Regions from separate parts of the Homo sapiens genome. Here region 2 is linked to region 1. Evidence: read pairs that join two places in POLR2A ChIA-PET (ENCODE). Cell type or tissue: Panc1. All regions are shown on one strand. Links, peaks and the distances in the headings refer to the core of each region. The heading gives the core; the rest is flanking DNA. Region 1 has its middle 56 kb from the start of NPS. Region 2 overlaps FANK1 (fibronectin type III and ankyrin repeat domains 1).

Evidence for each region. Peaks named below come from ENCODE experiments on the same cell type or tissue, not always from the same donor. Only the 100,000 strongest peaks of a DNase experiment are listed, where the experiment ranks them.
Region 2: POLR2A ChIA-PET joins it to region 1 with 6 read pairs; 1 of 35 experiments calls an interaction of 5 or more read pairs at or near these places.

What each region holds. Positions count from the first base shown.
Region 1 is chr10:127,491,142-127,495,534 of GRCh38, forward strand. No RefSeq gene overlaps it. Among named protein-coding and RNA genes, the nearest start is that of NPS, 56 kb to the right of the region's middle. In Panc1, for the core only: CTCF peaks have their summits at 1,914 and 2,129; a DNase peak (open chromatin) is centred at 1,885; H3K27me3 peaks cover 1,530 bases.
Region 2 is chr10:125,902,313-125,906,705 of GRCh38, forward strand. All of the region lies in intron 1 of FANK1 (fibronectin type III and ankyrin repeat domains 1), which reads left to right. Among named protein-coding and RNA genes, the nearest start is that of FANK1, 7.9 kb to the left of the region's middle. In Panc1, for the core only: no CTCF peak of the experiment used is centred there; no DNase peak of the experiment used is centred there; H3K27ac peaks cover 1,779 bases.

The DNA of each region.
Region 1 (4,393 bases), core at 76-4,075:
TTGCCTTTTTTAAAAAACTGGTTTTGGGGAATAAATAATTCTCCGGAGTAGTCTGAAATTCACAAAGAAGTAGCCTCTGGGAGACTGTAATGGGAATTTTGGTTCCAAAGTTTTTATTTGTCTCTTATGATTTTACTGTTTTCAAAATTTCATTGGAAAAAAATGGGGGCAAAGTAAGGCAATTTCCAACTCTCTTTTTTTTAAAAAAATAATTTTTTAGCAGTTTAATCACTGTTGTACCTTCATTAGGAGAAAAGAATACGATTTAATTACCGTGAGTCACTGCAAGGGCCAAAGCAAAGCTGTCTGGAGGTTTGCAGGCATCGGGCTTCGTGCACTTCAGCTGCCTGCACAGACACGCCCTTGACCAGGAGTAACGATGGAGGCCCAGGAAAATGCATGCAGATTGCGCTCGAGTGGCAGAGTGGGGACTAGAACCCCAGCATCCTGATTTTACATTTTCACACTGCTGGATTCAATGCAGAGAACAGCTGCTGAGCCAGGCAGTAGAGAGTCAGCATTGCTTTGGAGGAGGATCAGCTGTGAGCTCATGGGCCTGGGAGAGAATCAGGCAAAGGAAGAAACGGTCCAGGAGAGATGCCTTGGGACCAGGAGCCAGGACGGCTCGAGGCACCCAGCCATGCTCTGCGTGACCCAGCTTCTTCTCTTTCATGAGTCTCCTAACTCAGCCTAGAAGAGTCAGAGCCTCTGACATGGTCTGTAAGCCCCCCTTCTCCTCCCCTCTCTCTAACTGCAAACCCTCATTGGAAGCAGGTATGCTCCACAAACCCACAGTCAGCAATAACCTCTCTATAACTCAGTTTCTTCACCTCTAAAATGGGGTGAATAATGGTGCTCTTCTAGGATTGTCGTAAGGATAGAATGAGGAGACACATGAATGCCTGATAGACAGTGAGTATTCAAAAGTATTTGTTGAGTACTCACTGTCTCAACTAATATATATTCCTTATATATTAGTTTTTTATTGCTGCTATAACAAATTGTCACAAACACAGTGGCTTGAAACAACGCAAAGTTATCTCATACTTGTGTAGGTTAGAAGCCTGATACAGGTCTTACCGGGTTAAAATCAGGGCATTGGCAGGGCTGCCTTCCCTTCTGGAGGCTGTAGAGGAGAATTCGTTTCCTCGCTTTCTCTACTTCTCCAGGCTTCTCACATTTCTTTGTGTATGGCCCCTTCCTCCATCTTCAAAGCCAGCAACAGCAGGTCAAGTTTGCATAAAGAATATCTCTGATCTCCTCTCCAGCCTCCCTCTTCCACATTTAAGGACCCTTGTGATTACATTGGGTCTACACAAATAATCTAGGATAATTTCTCTATCTTAAATTCAGCTGATTAGCAACCGTAATTCCATCAGCAACCTTAGTTCCCCTTGCTTATAACCTAATATACCATAGGATCCAGGGATTAGCACATGGACATTTTTTTTTGGCGGGGGGCGGGGGGCGGTGGGGGGAGTAAGCATTCTTCTTCCTACCACCTCTCATAACTATTTTATAATTGCTAAAACAAAATAATAAAATTAGCACAATAGATATGGTAAGAATTACATTGTACTCACTCTTGACAAGTGGCTGGATTCACAGTGTGATAACTGAGAATGAAGACTCGGGCCAGACAGCCTGGGTTGCGATGGCAGCTCCTGTGTTTACCCACTGTACAGTTTGAGCAAGTTACTTACTCTCTTTGTGCCTCCATTGTCCAATGTTTAAAGTGGAATGACAATCACTGTTCCTCCCTTATACAGCCTACACGAAAAACCCTCCCAGGATGCTGGAGCCCAGCACTTGCTAAGTACTTTTTAAGGACTAGTTGTTAGTTGTTAACTGAATAAAGCTCCCTCAGCTCTGCCCTCTTGTGTGGGGCTCAAGGCCACACTCACCCTGGCCGTCAGAGGGCAGCTCCGAGCCCATGTCCCTGCTGTGCCTGCACCAAGCACTCACTGCACAGATGTTTCTTCTTGGTGTTTCACTTTGCTTTGCCCCTATTTCCAACACCCTCTGTTCCCAACGAGCATCTCAGGAGGGTCTCCTGATTCTCCCATATTTGAATCCAAATCCTTGCAGTTCCCAAAGCCGACTGCTATGGTTTGAATATCTGCCCCCTCCAAAACTCATGCTGAAACTTAATCCCCAATGTGGCAATATTGAGTGGCAGGGCCTTTGAGAGGTGATTGGGTCATGGGGGCTCTGTCCTCATGAATGGATGAATCCACTAATGGATTAATGAATGAATGAGTTATCACGGGAGTGGGACTGCTGGCTTTATAAGAGAGTGAGGGAGACCTGAGCTAGCACAATGAACCCCTTCACCATGGGATGCCCTGTGCCACCTCGGGCTCTGCAGAGAGTCCTCGCCAACACGAAGGCCCTCACCAGATGTGGCCCCTTGACCTTGGACTTCTTAGCCTCCATAACTGTAAGAAATAAATTCCTTTTCTTTATAAAGTACCCAGGTTCAGGTATTCTGTTATAAGCAACAGAAAATTGCCTAAGACATCAACAGAAGTGAATTCGTAGACACAGACACCTGTATCCTTCCTGACAGGTTGGGTTCTAAAGACTGTTCCTAAGGCCACATATACACATCCACATATACAAAGACTGTGCACACATGCACATATACACATATAAATGTACTCTCTTGTCATCCTTTTTCAATTAAAAAGATCATCTTTATTATTATTTGCATGACCATACCTCCCTCTGTCTTCACCTGCTGCTGTATTAAAATACCATAGGCTGGGTGGCTTATAAACAATAGGTATTGACTTCTCATAGTTCTGGAGGCTGAAAGTCCAAGGTCAGGATGCCAGCATGGTTGCATTCTGCTGAGGTACTCTTGCGGGTTGCAGACTGACTTATTCTCATTGTATCCTCTTGTGGCTGAAAGAGGGGCAAGTGCTCTCAAAGATCTCTTTTATAAGGGCACTAATCTGATTCATGGGGTCTCTACCCTCATGACCTGATTACCTCCCAAAGGTCCTAGCTCGTAATACCATCACAATGAGGGGTAGGATTTCAACATAGGAATTTGGGGGGAAATGGGGCACAAATATTCAGACCACAGCACCTTCTCATTCATAGTCTCAGCATTTGTTTACATTCTGATTGGCTTGGTGCTTATCAGACATAATGAAGTTAAAACTATTATAGCCACCCCCCCAAACTTGAGCATGAGTTTATCCAGCCAGGGAGCAGCCCAATGGAGGTCTTGAAGACAGTGTGACCACTAATGCCATCCATTGATAGTGGGCAAGTGGGTGCAGACAGGCTCTTGCTGTAGCTTTGTTCATTAGATGAAAGACCCTGTGCAAAGGCACGTCGGTGTTCAGATGTCACGGTTGAGTGGGATTGCTTCAGTAAGGCTACCCAGGGAGCCCAGGCAGCTGCAGACTCATTTTTAGCATCTCACTGAAGGGTTTCATCTCTTCACCAGCTTTGAGATATGAGGGGGATCTTATTGTCAAACTTCTATGATGCTCCCTCTGCTATAGAGTGGTCTCACAGGCACTGTAAACCCCAATAGATCAGAAGGGAATGAGAGAGGCAAATTGCTCGGCATAATCTAAGTTCAGGAGCAGAAAAGTAAAACAGGGAATTTAAACATAACCGTGCTTTAGCAGAAATAAAACCACTGTGAGATACACACTAGAAGAACATTGTCAGTGTCATAGAAGGATGTTTGTTTGTTTTCTGCAATTTAGGGTTATGCTAGGTCTTTTGTGTGTGCATTTGTGAGTTGAATACAGAATTGACATTGTGAAAGTTTTAGAAATTTTGCTAAATTTCTATTTAGTCTGGCTTATGATTCCAAACGAAAAGTTCAGTGATAAGGTATAGTTTTAACAAGCTATTTGGCAGGGGAAATTCCATCTGAGTTTGGGGACAAGTTCTATACTCTTCTGGCAGATGAAAAATGATGGAATTATTTTGCAAAATCTCCTCCTGTTTGTGTATTATCTGTCCGACAACAAGATGAAAACATTAAGTAAATGAAGTCCTTCATCAAGCAGGGAAACAAATATAAATGTCAAATCTTGATGCAAGTGTTCTGGAATCTGGAAAAGATAAAACCAAATTAAGTACATTTATTCAAATATGGAATTGTTTTACTGTAAGATTAGAGCAAAATAAGCCATACCATGAGCTATGTGGTGATTCAGGGGTCACTAAATAAGGACAGTGTCACTTATATTTCACATGGCCTTGTCAGAGTTAAGAGCTTGATGCAGGCTCTCAGTTGAGTCCTCTTCATTCCCATACAGCTGCCTTTAAAAAAATTAACAGCCTTTTTTTCTTAGAGCAGCTCTCAATTTACAGAAAAGTTGAGCAGAAAGAACAGAGTTCCCGCATTCCCACTCCCTAGTTC
Region 2 (4,393 bases), core at 299-4,298, 1.6 Mb before region 1:
AGAGGTCAGGGGACCTGTCTGCCCTGTTTGCCATCCCGTCCCTAGTGCCTAACACGGAGTAAACCCTAAACATTCATGGAATGGATAGCACTGCTGTTCACAGATAGATGCCTTACCTACTTTCATTTCCTTAAGAGTGTTGTGGTGTACTTAAAAAAAGAAAGCCATTTTATTCTACATTATTCTACAACACAAAGGGCTGTGCTCCAGTGAAATTTGAAGTGCCTCTTGTGGATTGTGCTTTGGGTAAAGTTCATTTAAATCAGGTACTTATAAATGTTAGGTCGATTACAAATATGGTGTCCCATTTTCTTTTCTAACCTAAACGAGATGTTTTAAACGAGTCTCATTCTATCCGGTAAGAATAAGGAAGGAGGCAAGTAAACTTATTTTTTGGACCAAGCGGCCACGAGGTCATAAGACCTAAAAATCTTTACACTCCCAGCCAGCACCTGCTCATTAATTATCTGGGAGACTGGTAAGGATTTAAAAGTAATTTTTTCCTTAAGCCCAGGAATCATTTAAAAAATCTGTATAACATTTTTTTCTCATGTAGTCTTAGCCCCGAAGAATATTAAGTCTATCAATTAGGTTATAATTCAAATCTTATCAAGAAATAAATGCTTAATAAATCAAGATTAAAAAAAATTTTCAAAGCAGTGTCTTTTAAACAGTCATGTTTTAAAATCCCCATCAAAATGGTAAAATTCATTGTGATCCTGACCTCTGATGCTGTCAGCCACAGGAAGGGGCAAAACGACTTGAGGCTTGAAGCCGTGTCTTTCCCCAAGCTCAGGTTCACCAAACATGGTCTCCAGATGGAGTCTGTTCCTCAGAACCTGGGCTTTACTTCTTGATGGGAGAAGGAAGCAGTGTTAAAACTTGTCTATTCTGAACTAGCCAACCAGATTAAAGGAGGGGTTTGTGCATACCAGCATCATCCCAGAATGACCTGAATGACTCATTACATGCAGACAGTGGTGCAAACTCATTAACAAGTAAACAACTCACACCAGTGCTCTGTGCTCACAGGGCTGGGGGCGTTCTTGGGTATTTTTCTTAAGGGAGGCTGGAAGAAGGGAGGAGGCATTCCTTTCTCCTAGAGGCAAAGGCCAGTTCCTTTTGCTGTGCCCCAGACCTTTCCTGGTTGTTAGAAACTCTTCCAGGCCTTTTCTTGGGAAGGTGCTCTCATCCCCACACCCCTGCCTCCTCCCTCCACCTGTTGTGCACTCCCTGAGAGAAACAAAACAACTTAATCAGCTTATTCAGCTACTTGGGAAGCTGAGGCGGGGGGACTGCTTGAGCCTAGGAGTTTGGATTCAGCCCGGGCAACATGTCGAGACCCCATCTCTAATTTTTTTTTAAGTTTTAATTTTTTTAATTTAAATAAACATATTCAGGCTAGTGCACGTACTTTGGTTCTCTACTGAAGTAATTCACCCTAAATTGAAACTAGCATTGCTAGTTTAGTGTATTACTCCTCTCTAGGCAGCCTCTCTCTCTCTATATATAAATATATATTTTGTTTGTTTGTTTGTTTTGTTTTGTTTTTTTGAGACAGAGTTTCACTCTTGTCGCCCAGGCTGGAGTGCAGTGGCACAAGCTAGGCTCACTGCAACCTCCACCTCCTGGGTTTAAGCTATTCTCCTGCCTCAGCCTCCCGCGTAGCTGGGACCACAGAATGTGATCCCACAGCTGTGACCACACCTGGCTAATTTTTTATTTTTTTGAACTGGAGTCTCTCTTTGTTCCCCAGGCTAGTCTTGCCACTATCCTAGTTTTTCTTCTGTATTGTTAGACAGGGCCTCAGTGTCCTTGAACTGCAAGGAATTAACACTGAGCGTAGTATTAGTAAAACCTATCTTCTACTCATGAAAAGTCAATCATTTTTTTAAAAAAAGATTCCACAATTATTATAAGCAGAAACAAATTAAAAGGTTGTATACCTACTGTTTGAAAAACACGACTTACCAAACCAAACATAAGAAGTATGTATACCCCTATATTTATGAAATAAATAGAATCCATAATTTAAAACTTCCTCACAAAAACAATCCCAAGTTCCTGATGGCATCACTGGTGAATTCTTCAATGAAAGGGAAAAAATAACACCAACATTACAGATTTTTTTTTTTTTTAATCTTAGGGACAGGGTCTCACTATGTTGCACAGGCTGGAGTGCAGTGGCTATTCACAGTCAAGTTCCAGTGATCCTCCCACCTCAGCCTCTTGAGTAGCTGGGACTACAGGCTGCAGAAACTTTTAAGAGAACAAAAATAAAGGGAACTCCTGAGCTCAAGCACTTCTCCCATCTCGGCCTCCCAAAGTGCTGGGATTACAGGCATGAACCACTGCACCCCGCTTAGTGTGCTGTTTTTAAAAATGACTTTTGGGCTTGTGTTCATGTGACTGATGAGCCTGTAGTTTTACTTTTTGTAATTTTTTAGACTACTTTTGGTATCAAGTTTATTGTAATCTCAAAAAATGAGCATGGCTCTGTTCCCTTTATTTTTGTTCTCTTAAAAGTTTCTGGCCGGGCGCGGTGGCTCACGCCTGTAATCCCAGCCCTTTGGGAGGCCGAGGCGGGCGGATCACGAGGTCAGGAGATCGAGACCGTCCTGGCTAACAGGGTGAAACCCCGTCTCTGCTAAAAATACAACAAAAAAAAATTAGCCGGGTGTGGTGGTGGGCGCCTGTAGTCCCAGCTACCAGGGAGGCTGAGACAGGAGAATGGTGTGAACCCGGGAGGCGGACCTTGCAGTGAGCTGAAACTGCGCCACTGCACTCCAGCCCAGGTGACAGAGCGAGACTCTGTCCCAAAAAAAAAAAAAAAAAAAACAAAAAAAACGTTTCTGTAGCCTGTAGTCCCAGCTACTCTGGAGGCTGAGGTGGGAGGATCACTGGAACGTGACTGTGAATAGCCACTGCACTCCAGCCTGGGCAACATAGTGAGACTCTGTCACTAAGATTAAAAAAAAAAAATCTGTCCCTAAAATTAAAAAAGAAATTCTGTAGTGTTGGTGTTACTTTTCCCTTTCATTGAAGAATTCACCAGTGAAGCCATCAGGAACTGGGAATTGTTTTTGTGGGAAAGTTTTAAATTACAGATTCTACCTATTACTAGACATAGGAGTTTACATACTTCTTCTGTTTGGCTTTGGTAAGTTGTGTTTTTCAAACAGCAGGTGTAGGTGTACAACCTTTCAATTTGTTGCTGCCTCTAATAATTCTGGAATCTTTAAAAAATGACTTTTCATGATGAATAGAACATAAGTTTTACTAATGCTATAATCAGTATAAATTCCTTGCAGATCAAGGACAGTGAGGCCATGTCTAATAATCCAGAGGCAGAACTTGGATTTGGGAGATAACTCCCCCCTCTTGCACTCTCTGTGACAAGTCTAGTTTCGATATCAAGTTTATCTTAATCTCAAAAAATGAGCTTGGCTCTGTTCCCTCTATTTTCTCTTAAAAGTTTCTGCAGCCTGAAGTCCCAGCTACTCAGGAAGGTGAGGTGGGAGGATCACTTGAGGCCAGGAGTTCAAGGCTGTTTACTGAAACAATCAGGAATGAGCATTCCCAAGAGAATACAATTACAAAAGTAAAATCACCTAGAGCTTTGGGGCTGCTTAAAAAGCCCAGAAAGAAGTACCAAGTGAGAAAATAATCAAATTCAGTGGAAAAACTCACTTGAGGGTATCATGGTCAGCTGGGTTTCCACCCCTTTGATGCACTTCAAGTCCTGTGTATCCCACAAAGACTTGCTCCTTTCTAAAGGCTATGGTTCACGTTCAACAGAATAGCAGCAACCGCCATAAGCCTGAGGGCTGGCTAGTCTTTAATATTCTGCCCTATTCAAAGAAATGAGTCTTTCCCTCATTTGTAAAGATCTCCCAGGTCCGTTACAAAAAAAGAAGGAGCAGCTAGGCACAGTGGCTCATGCCTGTAATCCCAGCTCTTTGAGAGGCCAAGGTGGGCCGATCACCTGAGGTCAGGAGTTTGAGACCACCCTGGCCAACATGGTGAAACCCCATCTCTATTAAAACTACAAAAATCAGCTGGGCATGGTGGTGTGTGCCTGTAATCCCAGCTACTAGCGAGGCTGAGGCAGGAGAATTGCTTGAACCTGGGAAGTGGAGGTTGCAGTGAGCCAAGATCACGCTGCTGCATTCCAGCCTTGGGGACAGAGCAAGACTCTGTCTCAAAAAAAAAAAAAAAAAAAAAAAAAAAAATTCTTACCTCCTGGAAGTGTTTTACTAGTGTTGGTTTCTATTTGACATTAAACACTTCCCCAGGCCAGTGCATTAGCAGTTAGCTCCTTACTGAATATTATCTGTAGCAAACAGTAGCTGACTCCTAGCTCTCTTCAGTGAACTTGATTTAAATTTATAGA